Linked DNA regions of Homo sapiens: region 1 is linked to region 2. A link is a loop called in an ENCODE intact Hi-C map of the cell type or tissue named here. Cell type or tissue: heart left ventricle. All regions are shown on one strand. Links, peaks and the distances in the headings refer to the core of each region. The heading gives the core; the rest is flanking DNA. Region 1 has its middle 59 kb from the start of MIR4729. Region 2 holds the start of MIR4729 (microRNA 4729).

The links. Hi-C counts contacts between places; a loop is a spot of excess contacts. Peaks named below come from ENCODE experiments on the same cell type or tissue, not always from the same donor. Only the 100,000 strongest peaks of a DNase experiment are listed, where the experiment ranks them.
Region 1: a loop joins it to region 2, with 2.4 times the contacts of the local background. A loop is called at or near these places in 48 of 110 quality-filtered maps.

Annotation. Positions count from the first base shown.
Region 1 is chr17:59,420,790-59,430,370 of GRCh38, reverse strand. No RefSeq gene overlaps it. Among named protein-coding and RNA genes, the nearest start is that of MIR4729, 59 kb to the right of the region's middle. RefSeq lists a silencer at 2,528-2,657. In heart left ventricle, for the core only: no CTCF peak of the experiment used is centred there; DNase peaks (open chromatin) are centred at 2,103, 4,650 and 7,143; H3K4me3 peaks cover 1,413 bases; H3K27ac peaks cover 7,417 bases.
Region 2 is chr17:59,361,464-59,369,463 of GRCh38, reverse strand. All of the region lies in intron 2 of YPEL2 (yippee like 2), which reads right to left. MIR4729 (microRNA 4729) reads right to left here and starts at 3,381; the gene lies at 3,310-3,381. RefSeq lists a silencer at 1,422-1,716 and enhancers at 2,273-3,042, 3,043-3,812. In heart left ventricle, for the core only: a CTCF peak has its summit at 3,272 (motif pointing left); no DNase peak of the experiment used is centred there; H3K4me3 peaks cover 959 bases; H3K27ac peaks cover 5,583 bases.

The sequences.
Region 1 (9,581 bases), core at 698-8,697, 60 kb before region 2:
CCGAAGGCCTGTGTATTTTCATGGCTCACAGCTCATGTTGTGTTGACCTGCCCCACTGTGGTTAATGTTTAGCCCCTAAACCACCAGCTGAATGTCCTTAAATCTGAAAGAATAATGAACACACGCCAACAGATAGCTTAGGTTTATTTGGTGACTTGCGCCACATACTTTGCGAATATCATCTCAGTCATCCTTTTAGCATCTCTCTCAGGCACATACTCTCCTCTGTGGTGGCTCATGCCGGTAATCCCAGCCCTTTGGGAGGCCGAGGCGGGCAGATCACTTGAGGCAAGGAGTTCGAGACCAGCCTGGCCAACACGGTGAAACCCCATCTCTACTAAAAATACAAAAATTAGCCGGCTATGGTGGCATGCGCCTGTAATCCCAGCTGCTCGAGAGGCTGAGGCAGGAGAATCATTTGAACCCAGGAGGCAGAGGTTGCAGTGAGCCTAGACTGCACCATTGCACTTCAGCCTGGGTGAGACCCCATCTCAAATCAATCAATCAATCAATCAATCAATCAATCAATAAGGGAAAAGCTATCACACAGCAGAATACAGTCCAAGGGTAACTACTGAAGGGCCAGATCAAGGAGCAAAGTCTATCATGTATCAACCTTTACAGTGTCCCCAAGGGTCAGCTGTGTATAGGGGCCCACACAGAATTTGGAATCCAAATACATCTCTGGATCCCCAGGCCTGTGTTTGACTCGCCAGGTAGTAATGAGATGTCTCCATTTTCTGCAGGCTGAATGATTCCCTCAGAGCAGAAGTATAAGCATATTTATTGTTTTTCCTTCTATCATAAACAGTTATTAGTTGTGGCCCTTTCTCCCTTCCAAATAGGTGCCCAAATTTCTGGAAGTGGAAAGGGCCCAACTTTCCCATATCAGGGGGTGGGCCCCACTGGGCGTGAGCCAATCAGTGTCTTCTGTCCTGTGAGCTCCCGATTTATGCTGGTCTATAACCTGAGATGGCCTTCTCAGGATGGACCTCCAGGGATTGCTGGAACTTGGACTCTTGTCAGCCTGGTAAATGGTATGTCTTAGATCTGCTGCAGCCGTCGTGGAAAACTTGAAGCTGCCAGGAGAGAGGGGTTCCAACATGTGGTGGCTAAAGAATGAATCCAACTCAAAGGAAGCAGAGCCAAGAAATGGATCCATGCTGTTTGAATCTTGGATCAAATTGTGCCTGGATCTCCAGTGAGACAATAAATTCCTGTATTACTCAAGCCTATTTGAGATTGTTTTCTTTCACTTGAAACATTAAACTTTTAAATTGATACACCCTAGTTAAATTATAAACTGTGTGACAGCAGGGACTGTGTCTCTCTCTTTTTTTTCTTTCTTTTTTTTTTGTTTTGAAACAGAGTTTCACTACCGTCACCCAGGCTGGAGTGCAGTGGTGTGATCTTGGCTTACTGCAACCTCCGCCTCCTGGGTTCAAGTGATTCTTGTGCCTCGGCCTCCCAAGTAGCTGGGACCACAGGTGTCTGCCACCATGCCTGGCTAATTTTTTGTATTTTTGGTAGAGATGGGGTTTCACCATGTTGGCTAGGCTGGTCTCAAACTCCTGACCTCAAATGACCAACCAACTTGGCCTCCCAACATGCTGGGATTACAGGCGTGAGCCATTGCGCCCGGCCCAAGACTGTTTCTCTTGATCACTTATGTGTCCCCTGGCACGTGGTAAGGATTCAATAAATAACTTTTGAATGGATGCATTTTAGCTGCAAGGAACACCCATAAACTCTCTTTTACTCAGCTGACAGCTAAGGAATCTGGTGTTATATAAGAAAGTGATGATGTGGATCTATAAGTTGGACCTTACCCCAACACTGGGATTTTTCTAATCACAGGAAATCTTCCAGTAAATATGTTGGGGTCTTTGAGGAGGCCCCAAAATAGCAGTCTGCTCCCTTCTCTGTGAATTTTGAATTGAATCAGAAGATAGCAGCAAGCTAGATGAGGACCAAAAATAACCTTTTCTACTGATAAAGCTGATATTAGAGAACGTGGCTTATATCATCAGACAATCGAGCTTCCCGATACTCAACTTCAGAGTTAGGCAGACTTGGCGGCTCGATGACAGGCAGCTGAGCTGGAATGGGCCTACTCTTCCCACCCCACGGGAGCGAAGCTTGCTCCCAAGAAGAAAAGAGAGGATGATATAAGGCACAGTTCCTCCTTCCAAACTCACCAGTCATATTAAACCACTCCTCCTTCTCAGGGAAGAGGGGGCGGGTGGAGAGAAGCAAGGAGTGTTTGGACTCCTTTCAGAAGAAAGAAAACATCAGGAGTGGAAAGACCCAGTCTCCCTCACACACACACGTGTGATTTGGTCAGGTCATTGATTCTACTTTGTTTTCAATCAAAATGGGTGATATTTCCAAGTGGTGGGATACGTTTGCTGTCTAAAATATAGAATAGCTCACATAGAATAGCTCCATAGAATAACTCACACATCACAATATCAAGCTCCCCAAGGAGTTAGAGATCTTCATTTAAAATTATGCAAAATTCAAAAGAAGAAACAAGAATTCACGACGAAATTACACAATCAGGGGCACTAGGTGGCAATAAGCCTTTTGCTCTCTCACCATGCCCATCAAAGGCATTTCAAGAGCACTGAAAGCTCACACTCTTCCCACGCCGACTGTCAGTTTCTTTCTGGATGATCTCAGAGCCACACAGAGCATTCTTAGTCACTGGGAGAACAGAACCAAAGCTTAACTCCTTGGTGGCACCAGGGGAAATGGCACTTCAAGTTGGATTCCAGGAAATCCAGGGAAACACTTGACATAGGAAGTCTGCGACCACATTCCCAGTTTCCCCAGTGTCAAGGCTGGGGCCATGAGCATTGTTCAAAATACTCAGGCCTGCATTGTGTCTGTCTGCCACATGCTTTTGGTTTTACTCACCAGGGCACTTTTTCCTGTTTCTGTTTTTTGGAATTTTTTGGTTTTGCTTTTTAAGGTAAACATGTACCATCTAGGCTTCAAGAAACTTCCTTGAATAAACATCGTTTGTCGATTTGAAGTTTGATACACAAACTACCAGCTGAATTGGACAATCATAACCCCCCAAATGAGCCAAAATACATTTAAAATTCAACATGGATTTTCCTAAAACTGGTATTGGCTGTTTAATGTGACTGAGCCCGGTGAGAAACAGGATGCCCTGAACTCAGCAGAGATCCCCTCTGTTCTTGCTGCCAAGATAAAGTTTTGCTCTAATCTTTTTTTTTTTTTTTTTGATACGGAGTCTTGCTCTGTTGCCCAGGCTGGAGTGCAGTGGCACGATCTCAGCTCACTGCAACATCCGCCTCCCGGGTTCATGCCATTCTCCTGCCTCAGCCTCCCGAGCAGCTGGGACTACAGGCGCCCACCACCACGCCCAGCTAATTTTTTGTATTTTTAGTAGAGACGGGGTTTCTCCATGTTAGCCAGGATGGTCTCGATCTCCTGACCTCGTGATCCACCCGCCTCAGCCTCCCAAAGTCCTGGGATTACAGGCGTGAGCCACCACGCCCAGCCTGCTCTAATCTTAAGTAGCTTGCTGGTGGACTATTTGCTGGAGGTCACTAAGTAGACTTTGCTGGCCAGTCTTGGGAGAGAACCCAGGCTGACAAAGGAAACCTCGAACACAGCAAGATTGAGACAATATGTTCCCATCCTCTCTTCTCAAATGTAAAGCTATTTTCTCATCTATTACCTGCCCCTATTTTTACCATGAGAAGCTCTCCAATGCCACTTTAGCTATCGATAATTGGCAGTGAGTTTTGCAATTAACAGCTGCCCAGAATCAATTCCAAGGATGCGCAACTGAAACCACTTTTAAAAAGGCAGAGTTGGGGATTACTCAGCTGCCTACCTGACCTCCAATCCTTTTTCTTACCCCATACAAACCATTTGCTGGAAGAATCTGAAACTTGAACCACGTACCTAAATGCCCAGTTCTGGGTATGGGGTAGATATTTGAGAAATACTTCGATTGATTGATGTGTGCCCGGGGGAAGGGTACGGGCAGATCCACAAGGAGTTGCTGTGTAATTCATAGTGAGGAGTGGCTCTCCTGCTGACTCAAGACTCCTTTCTTATTTCAGGCCAAAGACTCCAGGGACAGATTTGGGTTAGAAACCTGGCCTCAGGGAAAAGCAAATGAAGCCTGTTCATTCCCCAGAAGAGAAGCAATAGAGAACTGCTCACCGTGATGGGCGCACCTCAGCTTTGCTAATTTATCGTCCTCATGAACCGCACCAGCAAGGGGCCTTCTATGAGGCCGAACTTCCCACTCACCCGAGCCTGTTGGAGACATGACCCAAGGCTTTGGGGGCTTTCTCGCAGCTTCTGCTTAAATGGAGGCAAGGAGGGAGCCAGTCCTTTCACCATGACCTCTAAATGACTCCAGTGCTGAAGGCTGTGGGGCCTTCGATCACTCGAAAACTAGGAGACATATATTTTTAGACACATGCTGTCATCTGGGCAGCCTTAAGTAGATGTTTTCTCTGTCTTTCCTCAGATCTAGTGGGTTTGCAAGAAACCCTCCCAGGGCAGCAGCCTTAGAGGAAGTGCCTGCTAATGCAAGAAGGAGGGCAAGGGGGACAGCAAGCTGGAGCCTGGAGCTGCTCATGCGCTTGGAATCCTCGGCGGGCGCAGGCGGGGATTTACGGACCTGCCTTTTCCCTCATCATTCCGCAGGAAGCTTCTTTAAATGAGCCTCAGCCCAGCAGCTCTCATGGGGCCTGGTGTTTATAGTGGAGACTGAGATAAAAGAACCGTGGAGATGCCAGCCCTGGATATCGACCCCACGGTCCAGGAATCATCAACTGGGCCCGAGGGCAAATTGTGTTCTGTTTTCTCTGTGCGAAATGCCAGAATGCTCCTGCCTCGAAGAGGTTGACTCTGTTGTCAGCTGTGGGAAAAAACAGCCAGAGTTGCTATTTACACCCTGAACTGCAAGCTGGGTAAAAATAGCGCTAGCAGCTTGGTCCAGCTTCAAACCCCACTGCAGAGAGATTATTTTTGGAAGAGAAGATTTTCCTCCCCACCCACAGATCTGAAAATGGTCACCTCCCCGGAAGAAAGGGGGAGAGATGATCCCACGCAAAGGTGAAACCTACCCCCTTCCCACTTTCCCTGCCCAGGACAGCACATCAAGAGACAGACAAGAAATGCCCTCCCCTGACAGCAGGTCAGGCCCAGCACAGCCCTGCAGCTGACCTAGTTCAAGGTACAGTGAGAATTAATTAACTTTGACTAAGTGAGAGGAGGCAGCTTTCTGAACCTGGATGCTGCACCATCCTGTTGCTTGTTATGGCTAAAGGCAGAAAAAATAATTGATCAAAAGAGTACGCAAGACCCCAAAACAATAGCTCAGAGCCTGAGGGTCAGGAAATTACTCTCCAGCCCTCCCACTCCGGATAGGCCGTGATACGGCTGTACAATGATGAACAAATTCCCAAAAGCTTGGTCTGGTCCTGCTTCTGTGTTGAGAACCCCTGGCAGCTGGGGGCTGAAAATTCTTCCCTCAGCTACTTGCTAGAGCTCAGGACCCGGTGTCTGGAGTTCCAGAACCTCCTTCAGGTTCAGGAAGTGATCCACATGACAATCAGTGGAAGAAAAGTCATTCCTTAATAGCATGCCCTTTATTCTGTAAAAAGATATTTTATAGGTACATCTAAGTATGTGGATTATGCTATCTTAGAACTCTAAAAAGATATACACATGTGGATAGTTCTTATCAGGTAAAACTATATTAAGACTATGTGAAAAACAGCAGAGAAAAATACCAGATCCATGGTGTCATGAAATTGTTCTATAATCTGAAAGCACCCAGGCTGCCCAGAGCTGAAACCAAGAGGTGCTTAATAAGTATTTTTAGGGAGGAAGAGAAAACACCTCCCACATCCTACCTCCATCCAAACCTCCTTCTACGGAGATCCAGGAACCAAAATGAATCTTCCAGTTTGAGAAGACATACCTCGGCATCCCCACCCACCTGATAGAAAGGCGAGAGAATGACATAGCGCTCCCCCAACCTCTCAGCACCCCCTACCCAACACACCAGATCTTCACTACCCTGGCCTCAGTGTGAGCTTTGGGGTAGCAACAAAGTCGGGGACACCTGGGTCTAGGTAGAAGTGGCACAGATGGGCATGTGCCAGGGGCACAAGGGCAGCTCATGCCTGGCTTCTCCTCCGGCGGCAGACAGACTGAGGTTTTAGTCTCGTCATTGTCACCTGCTAGCTGTATGACCAACTCACTTCACCTTTTTGAAATCTGTTTTCCTCGCTAAGAGGGCTGATACCACCCACCTGCTGGGGTTGGTGAGAACGAGCTGAAGCAGCACGTGTGAAGGCTGTTTGGTGGCTGCTGCAGAGTGAGGGCTATTGTGCATCCAGGGGCAGTCCTGTTTCTCCGGGGCATATCCTGGGCCAGATTCGGGGATCTGTCTTACTTCCAGCTACCTGACGATGGGGAGTCTACCAGACGGCTAAAGTCTGAACTCTCTGAGAAATGCATGGCATTGACAGAAATTGCTAAAAATGTCCTTTCTCCACAGTGTGAGGCCCTCCTGCACCCTGCCCTTCATTTACCGTGGCCCTTCACCTGAAATGAAAATGGTCACCTCCAAGGAGCCAGAAACAGAATCTCCCTAATTGGGTGTCTCTGCCAATGGGGGTTGTCCGGCCAGCTAAGGGCTGGCTCAGCACAGGCTTCTCAGCTGAGGGAGGTCACGGAAATGGAGTCCCAGTGCCCCTTTCCAAGTCTCATCTACTCATGACATCGGGAGGGAAGAGTTGCTGCTCTGCTGAGTCATAGCTATTTAAGCTATCAGTACTCCGGGCTCGGAGACTCCCCAAGGACCTGGGAAAGACAGCTCAATATCCCTTTGATCAGGACTGCTTCGGGTTTCTATTTCCAAAGTTGAGAAATCCAGATAATGCTGACTCCTGCCCAGGAACGAAGTGAGCTCAGGTCTCTCTCACTGACCTCCTGCTGAGAATTGTAGGCCAAGGTGGCCGGGCTCTCCCTTCCAGCCTAAGTCAGCTTCCTTCTGAGTCAGCATTCTTCACCTCCCTATTAATAGCCACTGCTTTGGCTGACTCCATGCACAGTATGATTACAGTTTAATAATACGTCTCAAACCAGGAAGCAGTCACCTTCCTGGAGCTGGGCTGTGGAGGGCCCCCAGAGCAGAGGCTCCATCCCAGAAAGCAGAGGCCAGAACAGCTGCAGAGAGGCTGGGGAGACAACGTAATTGGCCTGCAAGACAAGTCACTGCTTTGGGGGTTCTGTCTCACTGAGCTTCCTTTTGTTTAGGGCAGGAGACATGGACACAGGCTAACTTTCATTTTATTCTCACAGATATTCTTGGGCAGGACTGAAAAAGTGTGGCTATCTTATCCAATTATGCAGACCCCTCAGCTCACTGGAACGGCCAGTTCTAGGCCAACCTGGGGTTAGCCCCTTCCAGTGTCACCTTTTCCCTGTCACGACAGTAACACTGTGGCCTACTTAAAGAGGCTCAGGGCCAGGTGCAGTGGCTCACACCTGTAATCCCAGCACTTTGGGAGGCCAAGGTGGGCGGATCACGGATCACCTGAGGTCAGGAGTTCAGGACCAGCCTGGCCAACATGGTGAAACCCCATCATTACAAAAATACAAAAATTAGCTGGGCATGATGGCGGGTGCCTGTAATCCCAGCTACTCGGGAGGCTGAGGTGGGAGAATCACTTGAACCCAGGAGGCAGAGGTTGCAATGAGCCAAGATCGAGCCACTGCACTCCAGCCTGGGCAATACAGTGAGACTCTGTCTCAAAAAAAAAAAAAAGGATCAGATTGTCCAGATGGGATGGGATGCTGAGACCAGATTGAACCCCAGCAAAAAATAAATAATTTTTTTTCACTTCACCCCTCTTCCCTTTCTCTGTTTCTCCCCAGGAAAGGCAAACAAGCTAAACGTGCTTTAGCATTAGATCATACTGAGAAGCAATGAAGTCAGGCCACCCGGTAATTTGTTCCAGACTTCCCATCCCTTGTGGGCCCTGAATGGGCAAAACATACAGGTTTAGGAGCCAGACATCCTGGGTTCAAATTCTCACTTAGCCTCTGAGCTGAGAGGGCTTAGTAAATTTACTCCACTTTTCTGAACCTCCATCTTCTTATGTATATAAAAGGGATAATAATATATCCTGAAATGATTTTAATGCAAATGAAATGAGACAACTTTAAAAAGTATGCCAAGTACTGTGCCTGGAGTATAGTAAGTGATCAATAAACTGTCTTAATTTCTCTTTTCAAAAAATAAAAAATGGGGAAATGTGAGGACAAGCCAAGATCATCCAAACCCCTCACACTGGTGGGAAAACATGACCAGCACCTCTCAGTGTGCAGGCCCATGATGTAAACGTCTGTGGTATGAGGGCCCATGAGAACAAACAGAACGTTGTTTCTCTCCTCTGGATTCATACCATTCAGAAATTCCAAAGAGTGGCACAATCTGGACCGTGACAGGTTCCACTGAAGCCAAAGTGAGGCGTCTCCTGGCTCCATTTATCCTCCCTGTTAACAGTTCTCAGAAGTCTCATAGTTCATAGGCTGGGCGTGGTGGGTCATGCCTGTAATCTCAGCACTTTGGGAGGCCGAGGTGGGCAGATCACCTGAGGTCAGGAGTTCAAGACCAGCTTGGCCAACGTGGCAAAACATCGTCTCTACTAAAAATACAAAAATTAGCCGGGTATGGTAGCAGGCACCTGTAGTCCCAGCTACTGGGGAGGCTGAGGCAGGAGAATCACTTGAACCCGGGAGGTGGAGGTTGCCGTGAGCCAAGATCGCACCACTGCACTCCAGCCTGGGTGACAAAAGGGGACTCTATCTCAAAAAAACAAAAAACAAAAAACAAAAAAGTCCCACAGTTCATAAACAAAGGATGGCACCATGAAAAACACAGGCAAGCCGAGGGTACAGAAGGGCTTCCATGAGGCTGGGTGTTTATCTATATTTCAAGGTCCCCCTTAAAAGAAACAGGTCAGCCAGGCCTTTGGGTGAACCCTGCTATCAGGAAGGCCAAAGGAGAAACAAAATATCATGGGTGCCCTGTTTTTCAACCTGCTGAGAAATAACCTGCCCCCAGACACCTGATTATTAGATGACAAATAATGGTCTCTTTAGCCCAGTCCCAGTTGGCGTCCCTCAGCAGCCTGCAAGTCTGGGGTGGGTGGGGGTGGGGTCGGACTTTGTTCTTGCCACAGCTCTCTTCCCTCTTGCTTGCCAAGAGCTCACATATATCTGATGGGAGCCAGCCAGCACTGCTGGCAGCACAAAGTGGGGCCAGCCCCCCCATGACCTACCCTCACCCAACATTGCCCCCAGCTGACTAGGGGCTTCTGTGGCAGAGGAGAGAGCGGGCACTGAATTGACTTGGGCTCATTGCCATAGAGGCAGCCCAGAATTCCCCTCACCTCAGTAGGCAAAAGAGTGGTCCTTGTGTCCTTTGTGTTAACTCTAACCTGGGTTCTACCTACAGGCAGATGTTGAGGGGGATGAGAACGCTGTCTTTTTTTTTTTTTTTTTTTGAG
Region 2 (8,000 bases), core at 1-8,000:
CCTCGGCCATCAGGGCCCTGATTCCACAACACTCTCAGACCCTCAGAAAAGGAATCTGTGAGGTGGGGTCTGGCAATCTGCCTTTGTATCTCAGGTGATTCTGATGTACTGTCAGATTTGGGAATCACTGTCCAAGAATCCCCATTTTCCAATGCCTGTTTCAATGATTCTCTAAATACATAAAGACTGCAGAAGCTACTTATTTCCACCTTCACTTGGCCGTATTCCAAACCTCATGGCTACACCAAAGCCACTGGAATTCTGCAACTGAATTCTCTCTTTAAATTTAGAGAAAAACTCATCAACAGGGAGTTGCAATTGCCCGCTTTCAATGATTTGGGGAGCCTTACTCAAGAAGCCAGGAGTGTCAGATGAGACAGAGGGCCCAGGACCTGCAAACCCCCAGACCTCCATGAACTAACAAAGGCCCTCTTCTTAGAGTTATGACTGCCTGCTGTTTGCCAGTGATCTACCTGCTTGCTATTTAGCTGAAGGCACCACCAAGGAGGGACCCAGCCTGACTATTTTTAAACAGCTATGGCATGTTATCAATGCCCACTACTCCACAACATCAACATTGTATAATCACACAAAGCTCAAGGATACATGGTTTACAGAAGCTAAAGAAGTTGATTTTCCAAAATAGGCTATGTTTTATTCTCATCCAATCTCAATAAAATCCTATCACTCCTTTGCTTAAAACCTTTTAGCAGCTCCTCACAGCATCCAGAACTCTGTCTAAACTCCTTAGTTTGGCCTTCTAGGCCTTGCATGATCCACCCTGACCTGCTTCCCTAAAGCACAGACTCCCCATCTGTCTTCCCTGTGGTCCCTGGACTTGGCCTCGTGTCATGTTTCTCTGTCTCTGCTCAGAATGGACTCCTCTTGTCTTCGTCTTCTTGTCCACTTAGTAAATGCTTCTAAACACTCATCTTAGTAAACATTCATCCTGCTCTTTACCCTCATAACATCTGGAACAATCACTTACAGTGAAACAATGACTGTGTTTCACTACATTTTATCACTGTTTATCTATTTGCCTTCCCCATTAGATCATAAGCTACTTAAGGGCAAGAATTCCAGGCAAGTGCACGGTTCACGCCTGCAATCCCAGCACTTTGGCAGGCCAAGGCGGGCTGATCACTTGAGCCCAGGAATTTTAGACCACCCTGGGCAATATGGAGAAACCTCATCTCTACAAAAAATAGAAAAATTAGCCGGACATGGTGGCGCATGTCTGTAGTCCCAGCTACTCAGGAGACTAAGGTGAAAAGATCATCTGAGCCTGGGAAGTTGTGGCTGCAGTGAGTTGTGATCATGCCTCTGTACTCTAGCCTGGGCAACAGAGTGAGACTCTGTCTCAAAAAAAAAAGAGAATTTCATCCATTTCTGTATTTGTATCCATTTCTGTATCCCCAGTGCTTCATACAGTAGGATTTAATATATGCAGGGTGATGAGGGAGGTTAAGTGACTTGCTCAATGCCACACTGAAAATTTAGCACAAAGCCAGGTCTGGAGCAGAGGTGGCTTGACCCTCATTCAAGGCTTTTCAAATGGTGCCACAGACTCTCCTCAGCAGGGCCCCACACTGTCTTCCCATTACAGTGATGACACTGTAGGAAACTATGTGCCCTATCTGGCTTGATCACCTTGTAACCTATGGTGGGAACCTGTGGGTGCTAGACGGCTGGGGCTGAAGTCTGGCCTATGGAATAGAATTCTCACCAGGGTGTCAATTAAGACCTTGTCAATTAGCACAGTGCCTCAACCCCTACACTCTTCATACAAGCCACCATGCTGGTTTGAGATTCCTCTTGAAATCACAGAAACCTATTTCTCCAACACCCATTTCACAACAGTCATTCTAATCATCTTACCTAGGGTTAAGTAAACCAGTCCAAGGGCCTAATTGGGCCTTTCACCTGTTTTGCAAATAAAGTTTTTCTGGAAAACATCCATGCTCATTTGTTTATATATTCTCTGTGGCTGCAGATTTGAGTGGAGACCCTATGTCCAGCAAAGCGTAAAATACTATCTGGCCTTTATAGAAAAAGTTTTGCAGACCTTTGGATCTAGCCCAAAAAACAGGGAATCAAGACTGCAAACAGCCCCTCCCTTCTACCAAGGGACTGGCTGCCCCTACTCTGGAAGTTAGTGAACCAACTGGCTTTTGAATGAAGTCATTTCTTTTTTTAGCCCTGGTTACAGGCCTGGGATCCAGGAGGAGATTTTGCCTGTCAGAGGCACACAGGGACCTGCAACACCTAGCACATGGCCTGGCACATAATGGCACTCAATTAATGTTTACTGAATAAATAAACAAAGACATGAGAAATCAGCCAGGCTGAGCCTCGAACAAAAGTCCATACTCCTCCTGTCAGTTTCAAGGTGGCCAGTCACACAGGTACCTGGCAGCAGCCGGGTGACCTAGATTTGTCAGACCTTATCTTATTGGCTTTCCTTTCTCGTGTATTTACCCAGCACCTGCCCCCACGATGCTCAGAGCAGGTTGGCCTCTTGTTTTTATAGAGAAAGAGATGGACAGGGAGGAACTCTCCTCCCACACAGACACACTTTGTGTTTTTTCTTTTTTTCTCCCGCTGCGGGAAGAATCAAGAAATATGGGGGCTTCGAGCTTCAAAAAGCTCCATGAAGTCTAGTTTCACTGGCTTCCTCTCTCCTCAGGCTTCCTAGGTGAATGTTTCTGGCATGAACCTTAACGGCCCTCTCAGAGTTGTACCTGTCGTTTGGAACATTTGGCATCTGAAGGGGAAAGGCCAGCTGTGGATAAAGCTGGCAGCTTTCAGAAGGTCAGGAATGTAAACAAAGCAGCCCCCACCCAGTGGGGAGAGGCCTGGTCCTGAGAATACAGACATTCCTCCAAAGATGCATCAGAGAACAAGGGGCTGCCCGACTCGGCTGGGCTAGCTCAGGCCGACTCTGCAGGGGAGGACAGGGACCATCAGGGAAACAAAAGGCACTTCAGCCTCTCATGAAAATTAGGCAAACTGAATGGAAAGCACTATGGAAATGCTGGTTTTTCAGCTGCCCCGGATAACCTTAGGGGCCAGGCTCAGGAAGGAGATCCTTGTTGCTGCTGCCACCAACCGCTTTTTCAGGTGCTGGGTCTTCCAGGAACCAAAGGGTACCGTGTGACAGGCTCAGTGAAGGCAAAGCTTGCATCTGTTTGCCACTGTAATTCCCAGGGTCTAACACGTAAGAGGAGCTCACACAATGTGGAATAAATGACAGGGCCCTCTGCAGGAGGGTTTGCTCAGGGATTTTTTGTTTTGGTGAGGAAACACTTTTCTGTTTCCTCATTTATCTGCTGGGACGCTAAGGTCACAGTTAGCTTCCCAACAGATAAATGAGGAAACAGAAAATTGCTCTTGGTGGAGCCAACCCTAACAAGAAGGAAAAGGAGCTCCTGGGCCCCCAAAGATAGAGAATTTTCCTTTTGATGATCATAATTTACCCCTTCAAAGACCCAAAGGTGTCAGGGGCTAAAGGGGAGGGGAGAACTAGTGCCACCTGCTCCACCTCTTGACATCACTGTAGTCTGGAGGGGAGGGAGTTTATGGACTGATTAGATGTTGTTGTTTCTAGCGGCAGCTGGCAGAGCCATCTCCTCCTCTCTTCCTCTCCCCCTCCTCCTCCAACTCACTGTCCAGCCACCAGCAATAAGCCAGGGAGAGGAGGGAAACAGCTAAAGCTCCCCTTGGCTGGGCAGCCCTTACCCCAGAGATAATACTCTGGGTCACCAGGTCAAACCCTCCTCTCAGCAGCTTTGCTGAGTGCTTTGGAAACAAAGGTTATCAGAGATTCTCTTTTGGTTTTGTTCTTTCAAGATAAAGAAAGTGGTTTCTTTCAAAAGATTCCCCCCCACCCGAAGTGTCACAGAAGGAATCAAACTGACAAGCAACTCTCAGCTCCAGCTTCACTCTCCAGGCCAGGGACTTCTCTTCCAGCCGCCTGGGCTGCTGTGTCACAGCCAACTGAGGTCCTCGGGTGGGTCAGAGGCACAGTAACCACCTGACAGACTAAAAGGGAAGGAGGCAGGGACAGGCTTTTCCATTTACATTCTAGAGAGGCTTCGCTGCTGCCTGCAGGTAAGGCCCCAGAAAGCTGTGGTGGAAGGTGCTGCTGCTATTTCATCACCTCCTGAGACCTGCTGGTCCCCCTGGGATAAGGAACAAGCGATTCCATGAGGAGAGGCCTCAAAAGACGACAGATGACAACTGTAGGGCTCAAGGGCAACTGCTGAGACTCTCCAAAAACAAGGGCAACAAGCAAGAGTGCCAGGCTTGTTGGGGTGCCAGGCCCTAGTTCTGTCACTTTCCATTTGGTTTTCTTTAGTGACTATTCATAGAATAACACTAGCTTCCAACATTTATTGAGCACTTATCACGTGCCAGGCCCTGTGGTAAGAACTTCACATCAATAACCTCATTTAATTTCCACAAAAATCCTATCAGGTATCTAATATTACTATTATTCCCATTTGCCAGTGAGGCCATTAAGACGCAAAGGCGGATGGGCGCAGTGGCTCATACCCGTAATCCCAGCACTTTGGGAGGCCGAGGCCAGTGGATCACCTGAGGTCAGGAGTTCGAGATCAGCCTGGCCAACATGGCGAAACCCCATCTTCTACAAAAAATGAAATAAACAAATAAATAAATAAATAGCCGATGTGGTGGCAGGCACCTGTAATCCAGCTACTTGGGAGGCTGAATAGGAGAATTGCTTCAACTCGGGAGGTGGAGGTTGCAGTGAGCTAAGATCGTGCCATTGCACTCCAGCCTGGGTGATAGAGCGAGACTCTGTCTCAAAAAAAAAAAAAAAAAAAAAAAGACACAGAGGGATTACTTAATGTACACAGCTACTAAATGAATAAGCCAGGTGGTTGGGCTCGGAGTTATACCACGAGCTGCTATGTTATATGGCCTCATATCATCTTATGCTACTACATTAGACTCAGAAGACGCAGGGGGGAAGTAGAAGGAACTTTAAAGACAGTCTAACCTATTGCACTCATTTGGATAAATGAAGAAAAGGGAGAGCCAGAGAGATGAACAGTCTTGCCCAAGATCACAGCGCTTGACACTGTCAATCTTCCAGATGCCAGCCCTCTCCCAGGGCTATGTGCACCAGCTATGTGCAAAGTGGTGTGTCGGGGGAGGTGGCAAAGTGCAAAATCAAGAGGCCCTCAGTTTCTCTCTGGGCCTTGGTTTCCTAATCTGTAAAATGAGGAGTTGAACTAGAAACTCCAGGTTCAAAGGTACCTCCAGCCACAAAGTTCTGAGCATCTATGACTCCAGGACATTGAGAATCTTGTTAGGAAGCAAGACAATTATACATAAAAAGTGCACGCAACCATAACAACACAGACCATACCACAAGACAGTCATTAATTTCCAAATGAACAACCAGAGAGTGAGTTCTACAGACATTCAGAGCATCCTATAAGCCAGGAAGACTCACTAGAAGAAAAAAAGATGTGAACTGGTCTTCAAGAATGGGTAGGAACTGAATAGAGAGAGAGGAAAGGAGAAGGATTCACCAAGGCAAAGGAAATGACAGGAGGGAAGAAAGGGTGGGATTTGCCACAAGGATTACTGAGTAAGACCATAAAATAGGCAAGGCCAAAAGAACCTAGGCCACACTGCGAAGCGGTAGCAAAAAGTACATGAGCAGATCTGAATCTGAACCCATCTGGCTTCTTGGTAACCTGGTAACCTATGGCCTTAATCCCCACATTGAAAGGATGTTGTAAAATAAGTGATGGAGTAAGTAAAATACCTAAAGGAGTTCCTGGCACACAGTAGGTGCTCAATAAAGAGGAAAGTGTTCAGCTGGGTGCGGCGGCTCATGCCTGTAATCCCAGCATTTTGGGAGGCTGAGGCAGGTGGATCACTTGAGGTCAGGTCAGGAGTTCGAGAGCAGCCTGGCCAACATGGTGAAACCACACCTTTACTAAAAATACAAAAATTAGCCGGGCCTGGTGGCGGATGCCTGTAATCCCAGCTACTTGGGAGGCTGAGGCAGGAGAATTGCTCGAACCCAAAAGGCGGAGGCTGCAGTGAGCAGAGATCACGCCACTGCACTGCAGCTTGGGCAACGGAGTGGGACTCCATCTCAAAAAAAAAAAAAAGAAAAAAAAAAAGGGTAAGTCTTTAGGACCAGTGTGGTGGCTCACCTGTAATCCCAACACTTTGGGATGCTGAGGTGGGAAGTCTGCTTGAGGTCAGGAGTTTGAGACCAGTCTAGGCAACATAGCGAGACCCTGTCTCTCTCTCTCTCTATATATATATCTATATATACATAGAAACTAAGAAGGTGTTCAATCAATAGTAGCTAATAGCAGCAACATAGATTTTCCATCTTGTGTGTTTGTTACAACACCAAACAACCTTATCTGTAACATTCTTCTACCCTCCATGGTGAGCCTTGCATTCCCTTGTTTCCTAAACATCACAGGCTCTTTAAGTGCAGGAATCATCTTATCCCTACCATCTAGGTTTAAATGTTGTTTAAAGCACAAGAAATATTGAACTGAACAAGTAGTGTATGACAGTGGATTCTAGTCAGCCCCCAAACGCAAACAGCCAAGCTAGCAATGGTGCAGATTTACCATTCCAGAGGCCAGAGGGAGTGCCACTGCTCAAACAGAAACAGAGGGATCCTGCACCCACTCCTTGCTTCCCAGGTTGAACACCCTGATGAAAAAGAGTTTCTTTGGATTTCTGACTGGGAACACAAGCTTGATTACCAGTGTCCCTGCTGAGAGCCTAGACGCTAATATACAAACCAGTCTTATGATTGGAACCTTAAAGGCATCTGCAAACCACAGAGTTAATTTTCAGGGTACGCCTCATCGCTCAAGTCAACATTTCCTTTTGGTATTTAAAGTAACCACACAGAAAGAATCACATTTGAGCAGATTTTGTGCTCCAGCTGCCTGCAGTCTGCAGCAAAAGAAAAACAAAACATAAAGATGATTCACCAGATTTGGTCCCAGCAGCTCCCTTGATACTAAATTGGTGAGCAACTCTATGTGTGCCCAGATCATTAATTTTCACAGGGAGCAGGCGTGACTGTGCGACAGGTCTGCCTCCCATTTAAAGCATGTGACTTCCTGAACCCAATTCCCCTTGTCCATGCCTACACATGATAAACACAATTAAAAAAAAAAAAAAACCATAGAATGCTTCTATTTCTTTGCCAAGCAGTGGTCAATGAGTATTTGCTGAATGACCACCATGTACCTGGAACACATTCGGACCACTGCAATGGACAGACACCACTTGCCCCATTCTAGTCTCTTCCTCACTAGTTCATCTACCACACCACAGCAGCACTAACCATTTGCTGGTCATGTCATTACTTGCTTAAAAGTCTTCAGTAGCAACCAACTGTCAATGGGACAACATCCTAGCTTCTATTCTTCTAATAATCTGGCTTCTACCTACACCTTTAATGTTTTCACAGTTTTTCAACCTCTACCCCAAAGAACGGCTGCTCCCTGTGTGCTCCCTGCCTCTGGCTCTTTGTTCCTGATGCTCCTTTTACCAGCTCCTCCCCATCATTTGAGGCTTCTGCTTCCAGGCACACTTCAATGCCACTTCTTCCACCAAGTCTTCCCAGAACTGCATTTTCTAGAAAGATGGATCTTAAAGTTTGGTTGTGTGTGTGTTTTTTTCCTTTTTTAACCAACAGTATCTTTGGTGGAGAGCCTGATGAAAGCCATGAAACCCTCTCTAGAAAAATATACATGCCCACAGAATGACACATGCAATTTCATGGAGTCCTTGAAGCCAGTCCACGGACCCAGATTGAAACTCACTGATAAAGATCTCTATCTGAGTAATAAGTCATTCACTCAAATATTCACTGAGAATCTACCAGTCTTAGGAGCTGTGCTGCTGCTAGAGACACAAAAACGATGTCACAATCATCTCCTCAAGTAATTCACAGGCTAATGGGAAACATGCGTCATCAC